2 separate regions of the Homo sapiens genome follow, and region 1 is linked to region 2. A link is a loop called in an ENCODE intact Hi-C map of the cell type or tissue named here. Cell type or tissue: chondrocyte. All regions are shown on one strand. Links, peaks and the distances in the headings refer to the core of each region. The heading gives the core; the rest is flanking DNA.

The links. Peaks named below come from ENCODE experiments on the same cell type or tissue, not always from the same donor. Only the 100,000 strongest peaks of a DNase experiment are listed, where the experiment ranks them.
Region 1: it touches region 2 in a loop (2.9-fold over the local background); 6 of 110 quality-filtered maps call a loop at or near these places.

Annotation. Positions count from the first base shown.
Region 1 is chr20:47,459,333-47,468,036 of GRCh38, forward strand. No RefSeq gene overlaps it. Among named protein-coding and RNA genes, the nearest start is that of NCOA3, 38 kb to the right of the region's middle. RefSeq lists a silencer at 5,133-5,427. In chondrocyte, for the core only: a CTCF peak has its summit at 5,080; no DNase peak of the experiment used is centred there.
Region 2 is chr20:47,192,363-47,201,066 of GRCh38, forward strand. No RefSeq gene overlaps it. Among named protein-coding and RNA genes, the nearest start is that of MIR3616, 30 kb to the left of the region's middle. In chondrocyte, for the core only: CTCF peaks have their summits at 4,172 (motif pointing right) and 5,897; no DNase peak of the experiment used is centred there.

The sequences.
Region 1 (8,704 bases), core at 355-8,354, 270 kb after region 2:
CAAAAAAAAAAAAAAAAAATTAACAATAATTCCTAATGTCATCAAATATGCAGGTACTTGATATATTCAAATTTCCCAGCTGAGAGCATTTCTTTGCTGAACTCTTTGTACCCTGTAACATTGGGACTCACTCCCTGACGTCCAGCGATTGGATGCTGTGTCAGAGAACACAAGGAACAGTAGAGCCTGTGTTTACCTTTATTTATCAATGCAATTTTTCAACAATTTATGAGAACAGTTGCCAGAAAATTATGCGGCACATAGACAGTGTTATAGTTAATCTACTGGCTAAGGGATGCCCAGGTAGCTGGTAAAACATTTCCAGGAGGGTGTTTCCAGAAGGGATTAGCATTTGAAACAATAGACTGAGTAAAGAAGAACCTTGCTCGCCAGCATGCATGGACATCACCCAATCCTTGAGGGTCTGAATTGAAGAAAAAGGCAGAGGGAGGATGAATTCTCTCTCTGTTTCAGCTGAGACATCCACCTTCTCCTGCCATTGGACATCTCGGGCCTTCTGACTTGGACCAGGACAGATGCTGTTGGCTCCCTTGGTCCTCAGGCTTTCAGATTCGTACTGGAACCGCATCACCAGCTTTCTCGGGCCTCCAGCTTGCAGATGGCAGATAGTGGGACTTCTCCGCCTCCATAATCCTATGAATCAATCCCTGTAATAAATCTCTTCCTGTTCATAACTATCTATCTATTTATCTGTCTATCTATCTATCTATCTACCTACCTACCTACCTATTATCTGTCTACCTATCGCTGATTTTTTTTTTTGAGATGGAGTCTCACTCTATTGCTCAGGCTGGAGTGCAGTGGTGTGATCTTGCCTCACTGCAACCTCTGCCTTCTGGGTTCAAGCGATTCTCCTGCCTCAGCCTCCCAAGTAGCTGGGACTACAGGCATGTGCCACCACGCCCAGCTAATTTTTGTATTTTTAGTAGACATGAGGTTTCACCATGTTGCCCAGGCTGTTTTCGAATTCCTGACCTCAGGTGATCCGCCCATCTCAGCCTCCCAAAGTGGTGGGATTACGGGCATTACCTATCATCTATTTATCTCTTTATTATCTATCTATCTATCTATCTATCTATCTATCTATCATCTGGTATCTATCACCTATCTCATCTATGATCTATCAATCTATTATCTATCATCTATCTATTAATCTATTATCTATCAATCTATCACCTATCAATCTATTTCTATTATTTATCTATTATAAATCAATCTATTGCTCTATCTGCCTATCATCTATTTATCATCTATCTACCTATCATCTATTTATGTACCTATCTACCTATCATCTATTTATCATCTATTATCTATCACTTATCTATCATCTATCAATCTACACTTGATTTTAGCCAAAAGGCCAAGAGGCGATCTATCTATCATCTATCAATCTATTATCTATCATCTATTAATATAATTATCTATCTATCTATCTATCTATCTATCTATCTATCTATCTATCCTACTGGTTCTATTTCCCTGGAGAACCCTGACTAACACAGGCGGTAAGTAAGTTGTAGTGGTAACTGGGTTTGAGTCTGCCTCCTCCACTCCTCAACCACTTGAATCTCTCTATGCCCTGCCTTAGCCACCTATGAAATGGGAATAATTACAGCAAGGCCAACTCTTCTTCTTTTTTGGAGACGGAGTCTCACTCTTTCACCCAGCCTGGAGTGCAGTGGTGCGATTTCAGCTCACTGCAACCTCCGCCTCCTGGGTTCAAGTAATTCTCCTGCCTCAGCCTCCGGAGTAGCCGGCTAATTTTTTTGTATTTTTAGTAGAGACGGGGTTTCACCTTGTTGCCCAGGCTGATTTCAAACTCCTGAGCTCAGGCTAACCGCCTGTCTTGGCCAAGTCTTCTTAATGTCTGTTCAGCATCTCTTCTCCCTGTCTTCCTTTTGTCACTGGAACCCCCCCATAGGATGCCCTAACACACAGATTTTGGTATGAGTGTGTTCGGCCCCATCTAACTGAGGATGCATCGGAGAGGTCAGATGTGCACATTCACTGTGAAGGGACAGCCTTGAACGTGGACCCACACAGGGGTGATTACTGGTGATGAAAACTCCCTTGAGTTTTACTGAGTTGCATTGCCAGAAGTGACATGATTGTCTAAAGTAGTGAACAAGTTTTGGTAATGTTCCAAACAAAAGAAAGTACAGGCTTCCTTTAATTTATACAGAAGTGACCTTTGTGGAAAATTCAATAATATTGTCTTAAGTCTGTTTTTTGTTGCTTATAACAGAAATAACATAATACATAAAACTTGGTAATTTATAAATAAAAGGAATTATTACTTTTTTAATTTTTAATTTATGTGGGTACATAGTAGGTACATATATGAGGAATTATTTCTTACAATTATGGAGGCTAAGTCCCAGGCTCGAGGGGCTGCATCTGATGAGTGCCTTCTTGCTGTTGGGGACTCTTTGCAGAGACCCAAAGAAGCACAGGGCATCCCATGAAGAGGGGCCTGAGCAGCTACCTGAGGTCTCTCTTCTTCTTCTTCTAAAGCCACAAGTCCCACTCTATGACAACTCATTAATCCATTTACCCATTAACTCATTAATCTATTAATTCATGAATGGATGAATCCATTCATGAGAGCTTTCATGACCCAATCACTTCTGTTTTTTGTTTTTCTGTTTTTTTTTTTTTTCTTTTTGAGACAGAGTCTTACTCTGTCACCCAGGCTGGAGTGTAGTGGCACGATCTCGGTTCACTGCAACCTCCGGCCTCCTTGGTTCAAGCAATTCTTCTGACTCAGCCTCCCCAGTAGCTGGGATTACAGGCATGCATCATCATACCTGGCTAATTTTTGTATTTTTAGTAGAGATGAGGGTTTCACCATGTTGGCCAGGCTGGTCTTGAACTGACCTCAGGTGATCTGCCCGCCTCGGCCTCCTAAAGTGCTGGGATTACAGGTATGAGCCACTGGGCCAAGCCCAATCACTTCTTAAAGGCTGAACCTCTCAGTACTGCCACATTGGGTATTAAGTTTCAACATGAATTTTCAAGGGGACAGTCAAACCATAGCAGATAGAAGTGTGCAAAAAAACGCAATCAGACCAGGTGCGATGGCTCACGTCTATAATCCCAGCACTTTGGGAGGCTGGTGGGTGGATAACCTGAGGTCATGAGTTCAAGACCAACCTGGACAACACGGCAAAACCCCGTCTCTACTAAAAATACAAAAACTAGCCAGGTGTGGTGGCGCCTGCCTGTAGTCCCAGCTACTCAGGAGGCAGAGGCGGGAGAATCACTTGAACCAGGAGGCGGAGTTTGCAGTTAGCTGAAATCATGCCACTGCCTGGGCGACACAGCGAGACTGTCACAAAAAACAAAGAAACAAACAAACAAATGCCTTTTTTAGGAATGAGGAAGACACAGAGAGTTCATACATGTGCCCAAGGCCACATTAAGCTCCTAACTGCTATAAACTAGCTGCCTAAATAGAAAGAATGTTCTAGAAGGACAGAGCAGAAAGGCTCAGAGTGGTTACCTCTGAAGAAGGGTGAAGGAAAGGGTACAAGGAGAAGGCTGGGTGTGGTGGATCATGCTCATAATCCTAGCACCTTGGGAGGCTGAGGCAGGCAGATCGCTTGAGGCCAGGAGTTTGAGACCATCCTGGGCAACACAGCAAGACTCTCTAAAAAATAAATAAATGCTAGCCAGGCGTGGTGGCGCATGCCTGTAATCCCAGCTACTCAGGAGGCTGAGTCAGGAGAATTGCTTGAACCCAGGAGGCGGAGGTTGCAGTGAGCCGAGATTGCACCATTGCACTCCCGCCTAGGCAACAAGAGCGAAACTCCGTCTCAAAAAATAAAAAATAAAAATAAATAAATAAATAAATACAACTTAAAAATAATATAGGTTAACTATAATACCTAATAAAGTTTGACATTTACCTACTGCTGACCCAGTAATTCCACTCTTGGATTAAGAGAAATGTGTGCCCATGTCCATAAAAATACTTGTTCCAGGCCAGGTGTGGTGGCTCATGCCTGTAATCCTAGCACTTTGGGAGGCTGAGGAGGGCGGATCACCTGAGGAAAAAAATTAGCTGGGCGTGGTGGTGCGCGCCTGTAGTCCCAGCTACTCAGGAGGCTGAGGTAAGAGAATCGCTTGAACCCAGGAGGTGGAGGTTGCAGTGAGCTGAGATCTTGCCATTGCACTCCAGCCTGGGCAACAGGGCAAGATTCCATCTCAAAAAAAAAGAAAAAAAAATTTGTTCCAGAATGTTCATAGAAGCTTGTTTCATAATAGTCCAAACTGGAAACAACCAAGTGCCCGACAACAAGAGGGTAAACAAATGATGGTATGGTCCCAAAATGGAATTCTACTCAACAACAGCCAGGAAAGAATTACTGGGGCATCCAGCGTGACTCAATCTGAAAAGCATTATTTGAGTGAAAGAAGCCAGATACATGAGTTCATGCCGGATGCAGTGGCTCACGCCTGTCATCCCAGCACTTTGGGAAGCTGAGGCAGGTGGATCATTTGAGGTCAGGGGTTTGAGACCAGCCTGGCCAACATGGTGAGACCATGTTCCTACAAAAAATAAAAAAATTAGCCAGGCGTGGTGGCGGACACCTGTAATCCCAGCTACTTGGGAGGCTGAGGCAGGAGAATCCCTTGAACAAGGGAGGCGGAGGTTGCAGTGAGCCAAGATCATGCCTCTGCACTCCAGCCTGGGTGACAGAGCGAGACTCTGTTTCAAAAAAGAAAAAAAAGAGTTCATTCTGTATGATTCCATTTATGTGGAGTCTAAGAATAGAGAAAACTAAGGGTGATAAAGGTCAGGATAGTGGTTATCTTGTTTTGGGAAGGGGCAAGAGGGAACTTTCTGGGGGATGGAAATGTTCTGTGTCCTAGGGGATGTTTGGCACTGTCTGGAGAGGTTTTTGATTGTCACAACTGGTGGTGGGGGTGCTACTGGCATTTAGTGGGTAGAGGCCAGAGATGCTGCTAAACTGAATCTTACAATGCACAGGATTACCCCAAAACAATTATCTGGCCGGAAATGTCAATCGGGCTGAGAGTGAGAAATTTTGGTATATGATTTAAATTGCTTAAACACGATCAAGGCATTTCTGCATCCTTGTGGGCATTTGCCATTACTACAGGCAATATTTGAGTGACGGAGACGGCTAGTTATCCTTAGGATATAGAGTTGTCATTGGAAAGCAGCCAGGGACAATATTTCCCAATCCCCTTTGCATCTGGGTACAGCCTGTGATTCATTCTGCAAATAGAATGTGAGCAAAAGCAATGTGTATTAGCTCTGCACAAAGCAGTTGAGAAACATGTGCGCCTTTTCCATTCTCCTTCCCCTGCCACCACTGGATGCAGACATCAACGATGAGGCCCCAGGGATGGAGGAAAGCTGTCAGTCAACTGGCAATGCAGCGCTAGAGGAGATAAACTTCTATTATGCAAGCCTCTGAAATGTGAGCGTTATTTGTTACAGTGGCTAGCGTTACTCTAATAGAGTATTCAACAAAAAAAATATAGTCTTTGAAGGGCAGGTCTCCCAAACTGATATATTAAGGGGCAGTTAATCTCACTTGTAAATTCTCTGAGAGCAGGGATCATGTGCTACACATTTTCTTAATCTTCGATAATGCTAAGTACCATGTTGAGCAAATGACATGTTTCTTTCTCTCTCCTTCCACCCCCGCCCCCAAAGTCCTATGACTTCCTGGGTTGGAAGAGAATGTAAGTGTTCTTTTGTAATCTTTCCAGGACACCATTAATGGAACCACAGAACACCAACTTTCACACTCTAATTCCATGTGTTTTGGAATAAGATTTACTTTGCCCCATGCTCCAGAGTTGGGTCCTGATTGGCTTACATCAATCAAAGTCTTTTCTTTACCCTGGCCTTCCCACTCTGTCACCCAGGTTGGAGTGGCACAATCTCGGCTCACTGCAACCTCTGCCTCCTAGGTTCAAGTGATTCTCCTGCTTCAGCCTCCTGAGTAGCTGGGATTACAGGCACATGCCACCACGCCAGGCTAATTTTTTGTATTTTTTTAGTAGAGACAGGCTTTCACCATGTTGGTCAGGCTGGTCTCAAACTCCTGACCTCAGTTGATCCGCCCGCCTTGGCCTCCCAAAGTGCTGGGACTATAGGCGTGAGCCACCACGCCCGGCCTCCCTGGTCTTCTTGTTAGGGTTCGCAGATGAACACATCACTGAGTGAGAGGCAATGAGATCCAAGGTTTTATCTGGGACTCCGGAAGGGAAGCAGTTTCTTCCCTTTCAAGAGAAAGCCCTGAGCATATGCTTTTCTCCTGTGTGGTGGTGTCGGTTTGGGAGGCTTCAGTTACTACAGTAACTTTGCCACCAAGAGAGCAACTCTTTCAAGTTGTCAAGGATCCATAGGTATAGATAGTTCTCAGGGGCTCAAATATTGTCAGAACCTAAATTCTTTCTCTGCCTCTCTTAGTGTGTTAGATATTCTCACTCGTGATGCCACGATAATGCCCACAATTTCAGACATTCAAGTCATAACAACACGTTTCTGTTAATGAGAAAAACCTTTCCCAGCGTGCAGCGGAGTTTTTTTCTTGTCTTATTGGCTAGAGGGCATCACGTGATAAGCCTAAACCAACCACTGACAAGTGGTCTGGATCACCGTGATTGGTTCATATGTATTCCTCAGGCTGGGGTTGGGACTGGGATCCATCTCCCTGGAAGCACATGGCCAGCAGGAGAGGGGTGGACATCTGGTCCCAACCAGAATTCTCATTTAAAAAGGAAGAAAAGTTTTTGAGTAGGCCAACAATAATGTCTGCTATGTATCCTGCCATTTGTGGTGGTATATTTATCAGTCAATTGCAAGTAACAAAAAACCAAAAAGAAAAAAGATGTTAGGGAGAAATGTATTGGCTGGCACAACTCAAAAGTTCAGAGTTTCCCAGCTTCAGGCATGGCTGGATCTGAGCAACAAGGTCATAATTATTTGGTCTCTGTTTTTATTGCTCATCTCCGCTTTATTCTCAGGCAGAATCTTACCGAGTGGTGGCTCCAGCAACTACAGACTTACTTCCTACCAAGTTAGCAATTCCAGAGGAATCTTTTAGGCAACTGTTGCAACAAAAGTTTAAGAACTGAGCCTCAAAGACTTGGCTTGGATCACAACCCCATTCTTGAACCAATCACTGTACCCAGAAGGAATGAAAAATTCTAACTGGTCAAACCATTTCTTTTTTTTTTTTTTTTTTTTTTTTTTGAGATAGGTCTTTTGCTCTGTTGCCCAGGCTGGAATACATAGCTCACTGTGGCCTCAAACTCTGGGTTCAAGTGATCCTCCCACCTCAGCTTCCCAAGTAGCTGAGATTAGTGGTGTGCACCACCACGTCTAACTAATTTTTTAAATTTTTTGTAGAAACAGGGCCTTTCTATGTTGGAAGAGGGTCAGGCGGGCGACTTGAGAAATCAAGCGCTCTGTTTTACCTGTGATTTGTGTTTCATATGCTGACATACTTCCGGGGTCTTGAGTTCCTTCTCCCGTGATTTTTCACTGGGGATGGGCTGTCTGCACGTGCAATGTGTTTATTGGAGTTGTGTACGTGCTCACTTGAGGCATTCTTCCCTTACCAGTTGAATGTCCCTAGACGGTCATCAGTTAAACTTTGCCATTTTGCCTCTTAATTCCCATGCTTGAGCCCATTTACCCAGTCCTGAGATCTTACTGGGAAGCTGCTGATCACCAGTTTCAGGTTGTTGTTTTTTTTCTGCTTATTGGGAGACTGCCTTTCCCTGGAGTCGGCTGAGACCAATCATTATTTTAGAGAGATAGTTAACAACCGCCTGAGCATCACCTGATGGTCACCTCTGGTCACCTGACATTCCTGGTGTGTGTGTGTTGTGGGGGAACTCTCTCTTGCTCTGTTCATGTCTGACTAGCTACCTACTGTAACAGCTGCACCACTGCATTCCAGCCTGGGTGACAGAGCGAGACGCTGTCTCAAAAAAAAAAAAAGGTGATTTGTGGCGATGGCAAAAATCTCAAAGGCGTTACATGAGTCACTGAAATTTGGGGAACTCTGATAGACCCAGGTTCTATCCTGGACTTTATTTGGCTGAACCAAACTGAACAAAAATTCCCTTGCATGAAAACTGGTGCTGGAGGAATATTTTCTTTGATTGATTGATTGAGGCAGGGTCTCACTGTCACCCAGGCTGGCATTGAGTGATGGAATCACGGCTCACTGCAGCCTCAACTTCCCGGCCTCAGGTGATCCTCCTGCCTCAGCCTCTCAAGTAGCTGGGACCATGGGCGCACACCCAGCTACCCAGCTAATTGATTTTTGTGGGGTTTTTTTTTTTTTTTTGAGATGGAGTCTCACTCTGTCACCCAGGCTAGAGTGCAATGGCTCGGTCTCGGCTCACTGCAACCTCCGCCTCCCAAGTTCAAGCAATTCTCCTGCCTCAGCCTCCCAAATAGCTGGGACTACAGGCACGTGCCACCACACCCAGCTAATGTTTGTATTTTTAGTAGAGATGGGGTTTCACTATGTTGGCCAGGCTGGTCTCAAACTCCTGACCTTGTGATCTGCCCACCTCAGCCTCCCAAAGTGCTGGGATTACAGGTGTGAGCCACTGCGTCTGGCCTATTTTTGTGCATTTTTTGTAGAGCCAGGATTTTGCCATGTTGCCCAGGCTGGTCTTGAAC
Region 2 (8,704 bases), core at 173-8,172:
TTTTCTTTTTTTTTTTTGAGACAGAGTCTTGCTCTGTCACCCATGCTGGAGTGCAGTGGTGTGATCTCGGCTCACTGCAAGCTCTGCCTCCCGGGTTCGTGCCATTCTCCTGCCTCAGCCTCCTGAGTAGCTGGGACTACAGGTGCCTGCCACCACGCCCGGCTAATTTTTTTGTATTTTTTAGTAGAGACAGGGTTTCACCGTGTTAGCCAGGATGGTCTTGATCTCCTGACCTCGTGATCCACCCGCCTCAGCCTCCCAAAGTGCTGGGATTACAGATGTGAGCCACCGTGCCCAGCCTTTTTTTTTTTTTTTTTTTTTTTTTTGAGACAGTCTTGCTCTGTCACCCAGGCTGGAGTGCGATGGCATGATCTCGGCTCACTACAATGTCCACCTCCCAGGTTCAAGCGATTCTCCTGCCTCAGCCTCCTGAGTAGCTGGGATTACAGGCGCATGCCACCATGCCCAGCTAATTTTGTATTTTTAGTAGCGACAGAGTTTCACCATGTTAGCCAGGCTGGTCTCGAACTCCCAACCTCAGGTGATCTGCCCACCTCAGCCTTCCAAAGTGCTGGAATTACAGGCATGAGCCACAGCACCTGGCCAACACTTTATATTTTTTAAAATGCAACTGGTTCTTGTTTTTTGGTTGGTGGTGGTTTTTGGTGTTTGGTTTTGTTTTGGTTTGGTTTTGGGGGATTTTTGTGTGTGTGCGTTTTCTGGTTTTGATTGTTTTTTAGACAGGGTCTCACTCTTGTTACCCAGGCTGGAGTGCAGTGGCACAGTCATAGCTCACTGTAACCTCAAACTCCTGGGCTTAAGCGATCTCCCCACCTTAACTTCTGGAGTAGCTGGGATTACAGGCATGAGCCACCACACCCAGCTAATTTGGTTTTAAAACTTATAAAAAAATACTCAGGCCAGACATGATGGCTCACACCTGTAATCCCAGACCTTTGTGGGGGCCAAGGTGGGAGGATGGCTTGAGGCCAGGCGTTCCATACCAGACTGCAACATAGTGAGACCCCATCTCTACAAAAAACAAAAATAAAAAAATTAGCCAGGCCTGGTGGTACACGCCTGTAGTGCACGCTACTCAGGAGGCTGACGCAGGAGGCTCACTTAAGCCCAGCAGTTCAGGCTGCAGTGATTTATGATTATGCCACTGCACTCCAGCCTGGATGACAGAGTGAGACCCTGTCTCTAAAAATAAAAATAAAATATAAAAAAATGTCAGTGCAGTGGCTTACACCTATAATCCCAACACATTGGGAGCCGGAGGCAGAAGGATCACTTGAGCTCGGGAGTTCAAGATCAGCCTGGGCAACATAGTGAGACCCTGTCTCCACAAATAATTTAAAAAATTAGCCAGGTGTGACAGCATGCACTTATAGCCCAAGCTACCAGGGAGGCTGAGGTGGGAGAATCACTTGAGCCCAGGAGGTCAAGGCTGCAGTGAGCTGTGATCATGCCACTGCACACCAGCCTGGGTGACAAAGCGAGACCCTGTCTCAAAAAAAGAAAAGAAAAAAGTTCAACCTCACCTATAACAAGAGAAATGCAAATACGTTCATTGTCCACATTAGTTGGACAAAAATCTGAGAGTTTCATGACTCACGGTACTGATGAAGCTCATATATTGAAAACGATGAATGGATTACCTATAAGAGCACCTTTTTTTAAATTTTTTTAATTTTTTATTTTTGTAGAAACAGGGTCTCACTATGTTGCCCAGGCTGGTCTCAAACCCCTGGCCTCAAGTGATCTTCCCGCCTCAGCCTCCCAAAGTGCCGGGATTACAGGCATGTGCCATCTTGCCTGGCCCTATAGGAGCATCGTAAAGGTCAGATGTCAGTTTTGGAGACTTCTCTGTCAATAACCTGTGGCCCTCAGGAGCTTGTTTCCAGCCTTGGTTTCCCCCAAACAGCATCACTAGCCCTTTCTCTGTGTGCCCCACAGCATTGGGTAAAGGCTGTGGCCATGTGGGATGTAGCAAGAAAGACCCTTCTCTGAGGCCCCATTGTCCAACACAAGGTGGTCTCAGTGGTCTGAGAGCCAGGGACCCCTGGGAAAATCCTGTTAACAAGTTTCAAAGAGGCTGGAATATATCCACTCATCCATGCTCCTACAGCTCACCCATTCACAATTTTCAGTGTGATGAAGGCACTCTCCCACCTGTCACTCATATGTCTGATTTCATCAGCCTCCTGTAAGCAGCTGCATTCCTTAATTTCTTTTGAGACCAAGTCTCACTCTGTTGCCCAGGCTGGAGTGCAGTGGCATGATCTCAGCTCACTGCAACTTCTGCCTCCCGGGTTCAAGTGATTCTCATGCCTCAAGCCTCCCAAGTAGCTGGGACTACAGGTGTGAGCTACCACGCTCAGCTAATTTTCATATTTTTAGTAGAGATGGGGTTTCACTATGTTGGCCAGGGTAGTCTCGAACTCCTGACCTCAGGTGATCCACCCGCCTCAGCCTCCCAAAGTGCTGGGATTACAGGTGTGAGCCACCGCACCCGGCCCCTTCATTTCTTTTGTATCCTTTTAAAGTTTCTTTATGGAAATATGACAATATATTTCTTATTTCTTCTTCATTGTTACACAAAGGGTGGCATGTGCCATTGGCTTTTTTTCACTTAGCGATGTGTTTTGGAAATAGATCCGGGTTATGCACAGGTCTGTTATTTACCAGGTGCTCGTTTCAACTTCTGGATGCAGAGGTGAAAATGAGCAGATGAGGTCCCGACCGTCACAAAGTGCAGGGAACCGGACTGAAAGCGGCCCTATTGACACTGGGAGGTAGCCTTTGCCGCCAGTCAGCTGGGTCCCACAAGAAAAAAGGTTTTCGCCAGCCAGGAGCAGGGAACCAGCACACACCCCAGGTACAGGCTTCATTCAGGCTTGAGCCACAATCTGTGTCCCCTTCCAAGATCTGCCTTGAGGTCAGCAGGAGAGGAGGGGTCGTATGAGCCTCCGCAGGGAGGGGAAGGTGGCTCTTGGAGGCCTACTTTAGCCAACTTCAAGAAGACCTGTTGAAAGGGGTCCCAAGAAGAACTTCTTGACAGAGATGGCAGTATCTCTCCAGGGAACATTCAGGGGCCATAAAGGGGTCTTGGTGCTTGCCCAGGAGGTAAAATATTGAGGATCTTTTTGCTGGCTGAGATTTTAACTTTTAGGGCACACAGCATGGTACTGTTAGCTCAAAGAAGGAGGCTGCTTTCTTCCCCAGTACAGAGTCACTTCAGACAGTGCCTGGAGTCCGGAAGCAAGCATTGGGCTGATGCAGTGCAGACTCCCCCGAAAAGCATTTGCTGTGGACTCGCTGGTCACCTCTAAGGAGGTGACACTTGAACTCAGACCAGTACAACAAGAAAGGCCAGGGACAGCATTCCAGGGAGAGGTGCAGGAAATACACGGTTCCAGGCAGGACAAAGGAAGGAAAGGAAGCCGGTGTGGCTGGAGGCCAAGGCCAAGGTCAGAGGGTGCGAGCATGATAGGGCGCAAGGGCAAGGCCCGGCCAGATGTCGTGGGACCCTATTCATTTTGGATTTTAAATTGTATTCTAAATCCAGTGACAAGATATCAGAAGGTTTTAAGCAGGGTGCTTAAAACCAATCAGGTTTTAAACAGGAGGGTGCTGTGATATGATTGATATTCTCAAAATCACCCTGGCTGCCATGGAAAGAATGGCTAGAAGGGGCAGGATGAAGCGTCTGGGCAAGGGATTCCTTCATACATTTTAAATTTTTTTTATTTTATAATTAATATAAAGTCTATTGCACAAATCTCAAATCTCAAGTATTTTTACGTATGATTATGCTGGGATAATTACAGCACCCAGATCAAGATGGAAAACGTTTCCAGGCAAAAGGCTGGCTCCCTCGCACCCCTGCCCAGTCTATATCCGCATTCCATGACTGTTCCGGTTCCTGTCGCTAAGGTAGTTTGGCCAGATCTAGAACTTCATATAAATGGACTCAGAGCGTAATCTTTGGTGCCTGGCTTCTTTGACTCAGAATGTTTTTGAGGTGTACCCATGTTGTGGCACGGACCTGTGGTTCATTCTGGCAAGAGGAGAATTCGCGTTAAAAACGATGGACCATTTTTCCCTAATATTTTGAGCCCCATGATGCAAGCTCAGCGCCCGAGAAGCTGTGCTCATCTGCAACCACCAGGGGGCAGTGCGGCCCCACAGCTGACCCAGCCGCCCGCAGGTGCCACTTGAAGTGGGACCCGGAAAGAGCAATAACGCAAGCCTTCCGAGAAAGGATTCTCAAGGCGTCTGCTTTGGGCTGCGCCGGGCTACAGGGATTGCTCTGATGATACTGCAGCACCGTCGACGATATGTTAGGCCCAAGAGGTCATGGTAAGGTGACCTTCTACAGTGACCATAGTGGTGGCCTCGGTTGACACAATGTCTATGCAGGAGGCAGATGGACGCTGTGGTGGCCTCGAGAGTGGCCCAGCCACCTACAGGGCTGGGAAACGCTGTTCCTGCACTCTGCCCAGCTTTAGACATGGGCCGCGCCAGTGTTTAATAATGTAATTGTAACAATGGCTTCAATTGTCTGGGAGAAATGTTAGGTTGGTAGGTTGGTTGGTTGGTTGGTTTGAGATAGGGTCTCACTTTGTTGCCCAGGCTGGAGTCAAGTGGTGCGACCGCAGCTTCCTCGACCTCCCAGGCTCAAGTGATCCTCCTACCTCAGCCTCCTGAGTAGCTGGGACTACAGCCGTGCACCACCACACCTGGCTGAATTTTTTGTATTTTTTGTGGAGATTTTGCCATGTTGACCAGGCTGGTCTCAAACTCCTGGGCTCAAGCAATTCACCCACCTCAGCCTCCCAAAGTGCTGGGATTACAGGCATGAGCCACCGAGCCCAGCCGGATTTATTTTTATATCCTGAAGTTCATCTGAGAGTGATGATAATCCGGCTCTAGCCAAATGCTGATTTTATAATTCAACCATTTGGCCGTGTGCAGTGGCTTACACCTATAATTCCCAGCATTTTGGGAGGCTGAATCGGGAGGATCGCTTGAGCCCCAGAAGTTTGAGGCTGCAGTCACAATCACATCACTGCCCTCCAGCCTAGGTGACAGAGAAAGGCAAGACCATGTATCAAAAATCTCAAAAAAAGGCTGAAGCAGGTGGATCACTTGAGGTCATCAGTTCGAGACCAGCCTGGCCAACATGGTGAAACCCCGTCTCTACTAAAAATACAAAAAAAATTAGCTGGGCATGGTGGTGCATGCCTGTAATCCCGGCTACTCGGGAGGCTGAGGCAAGAGAATTGCCTGAACCCAAGAGGCGGAGATTGCAGTGAGTCGAGATCACGCCACTTCACTCCAGCCTGGGCGACAGAGCGAGACTCCATCTCAAAAAAGAAAAAAAAATAAATTCAACCATTAAGTATTTGGTATTTGTTTGGGGTTTTGGTTTTATTTTGAGACAGAGTCTCGCTCTGTCGCCCAGGCTGGAGTGCAGTGACATGATCTCGTCTCACTGTAATCTCCGCCTCCCGGGTTCAAGCGATTCTTGTGCCTCAGCCTCCCGAGTAGCTGGGACTACAGACGCATGCCACCACACCTGGCTAATTTTTGTATTTTTAGTAGAGATGGGGCTTCGCCATGTTGGCCAGGCTGGTCTTGAACTCCTGGCCTCAAGTGATCCTCCCGCCTCAGCCTCCCAAAGTTCTGGGATTACAGGTGTGAGCCACAGCACCCAGCCAAGTATTTGGTGTTTGGTAAACTCCAGCTCTAGGTGACGGGGGAGCCTCTTTGCCCTTGCATCCCCTACCCAACTCCATGGGGATCTGGGCCCACAGAGACCTACCCACCTCTCCCTCAGCCCCTGAAGTCTACTGGCCCCCTTGTGGGGTAATAAGAAATGCATATTACATATTACATCAAGACCCAGTACAGCACATACATATGTGTGTGTATAAATAGGAGTGTATGTATATCATGTATGTGTGTATAACTCAGTTTCACAAAGCAATGCTTACCAAACAACTGTGACACATTCTATAATTTTTCCATCCTGCTGTTTTTCAGTGATGCAGGTTCCAATCTGCAAAATCAATTTCACAACCCATGGATTGGAAACCACTGGTTTAGAACAAGGATTGGCACATAAGCTCATCCAAGTGATTGTTTTTATAAGCCCCATTTAACAGAGGGTGAAACTGAGACTCAGGAGGTGTCGTGGCTTGCCTGTGATTCACAGCTGGAGGCGGGCAGAGCTGAGACTCCGATCCTGCACTCTCTGACTCAGGTTGCAAACTCTGGTCCACAGATACATTTTATTACTCTTCACATGATTTTTTTCATACTTTGACCCGATTATATAAAACTTGGGTGATTTCACTCAAAATGTAAATTTTCAACTTCTCTAAAATTCAAGTGGATCCCTTGGCCTGCATTTGCACATGAGCAGCTAAAGCCATCCCATGGCCACCCCTGTGAGCTGACTCGGGGGCTCTCCAGGTTGACCCGTTCGCCACAGTCCTCACCATGCTGTGTTTTTTGTTTTTTTAATTTTTTTTTCTTTTTTTTGAGACAGAGTCTCGCTCTGTTGCCAAGACTGGAGTGCGGTGGCACGAGCTTGGCTCACTACAACCTCCAACTCCTAGGTTCAAGCAATTCTCCTGTTTCAGCCTCCCGAGTAGCTGGGATTACAGACAGGCACCACCACACCTGGCTGATTTTTTGTATTTTTATTAGAGATGGAGTTTCACCATGTTGGTCAAGCTGGTCTCGAACTCCTAACCTCAGGTGATCCACATGCCTCAGCCTCCCAAAGTGCTGGGATTACAGGCGCGAGCCACCGCGCCCGGCCACCATGCTGTGTTTTCTCCCTGACACCCCGAAGTCAAGCATCGGTTGCCATTGATCCACACACCAGCCAGCTGTTATTCTCATAGTGGAGAAATATTTTTTCTGTCAAAAGTGGAAAAATAAAAACTAAACCAAAGGGCTTACATATTTCAAGAAAAGCAATGGTGGAACACGGTGGCTCACACCTGCAATCACAGTGCTTCGGGAGACTGAGGTGGGAGAATCATTTGAGCCCAGGAGTTTGAGACCAGGCCGGGCAATATAGTGAGACCCCCATCTCTACAAAAATAAATAAGTAACTGGGCGTAGTGGTGTGCACTTGTGGTCCCAGCCACTCGGGAGGCTGAGGCAGGAGGATGGCTTGAGCCCAGGAGGTCGAGGTTGTAGTGAGCTATGATTGTGCCACTTTGCAGTGAGCTATGATTGTGTCACTGCACTCCAGCCTGGGCAACAGAGGGAGACCCTGTCTCAAAAAAAAAAAAAAAGATTAAAAAAATGCACAGATTATTCAAACACGTGTTTTTGTTGTTATTGTTGTTGTTTGGTTTTTGGTTTTTTGAGACGAAGCTTCGTTCTTTCTCCCAGGCTGTAGTGAAGTGGCGCGATCTCGGCTCACTGCAACCTCCGCCTCCCAGGTTCAAACAATTTTCCTGCCTCAGCCTCTCAAGTAGCTGGAATTACAGGCACTCGCCACCACGCCCGGCTAATTTTTGTATTTTTAGTAGAGACTGTAATGCCTAAGCTTGTTTTTACTAACCTTGTTTTTAGACTCTCCCTCTTTCCTTTAATCACCTAGCCTTAGTTCCACCTTAATTGACTCTCCCTTAGCTAAGAGAGCCAGACAGACTCCATCTTGGCTCTTTCACTGGCAGCGCCTTCCTCAAGGACTTAACTTGTGCAAACTGACTCCCAGCACATCCAAGAATGCAATTCACTGATAAGATAATGTGGCGAGCAATATCCGCAGTTCCCAGGAATTCGCCTGATTGATAACGCCCAAAAAAAGCCCCGCGTCTATCACCTTGTAATAATCTTAAAGCCTCTGCACCTAGAACTGTTTACTTTCCTGTAACCATTTATCCTTTTAACTTTTTTGCCTACTTTATTTCTGTAAAATTGTTTTAACTAGACCCCCCCCCTTTCTAAACCAAAGTATAAAAGAAAATCTAGCCCCTTCTTCAAGGCCGAAAGAACTTTAAGCGTAAGCCATCTCTTAGCCGCCGGCTAAATAAACAGACTTAATTCGTCTCAAAAGTGTGGTGTTTTCTCTAACTCGCTCCCGTGCAACAAGACGGGGGTTTCACCATGTTGGCCAGGCTGGTCTCGAACTTCTGACCTCAGGTGATCCATCCACCTCGGCCTCCTAAAGTGCTAGGATTACAGGCGTGAGTCACCGCGCCTGGCCTCTAACATGTTTACTATACAAAGAAAGCATATCTATGTCAGTGTTACCCCAGCCTGTTTCCCTAGCTTATATCCCCTGCCTGGGTCCTGGGAGCAAACCCCAGCTGAACTCACTACCCTATGTCTACGTCTTGTCTCTTTTGTCCACAGTTGTGTCCCCAGCACCTGAAACACAGCCCAGTGAAGAGTAAGTCCCTAGTTAATAATTAACTTGTGGCTTTTATACAAAAGTTTCTCCAATGATGACAAAGATATAGTCATGGTTAAGAGCAGGCATTTTTTGGGCGGGGCGCGGTGGCTCACGCCTGTAATCCCAGCACTTTGGGAGGCCGAGGCGGGTGGATCACAAGGTCAGGAGTTGGAGACCAGCCTGGCTAACATGGTGAAACCCCGTCTCTACTAAAAATGCAAAAATTAGCCAGGCATGGTGGCTCATGCCTATAATCCCAGCTACTTGGGAGGCTGA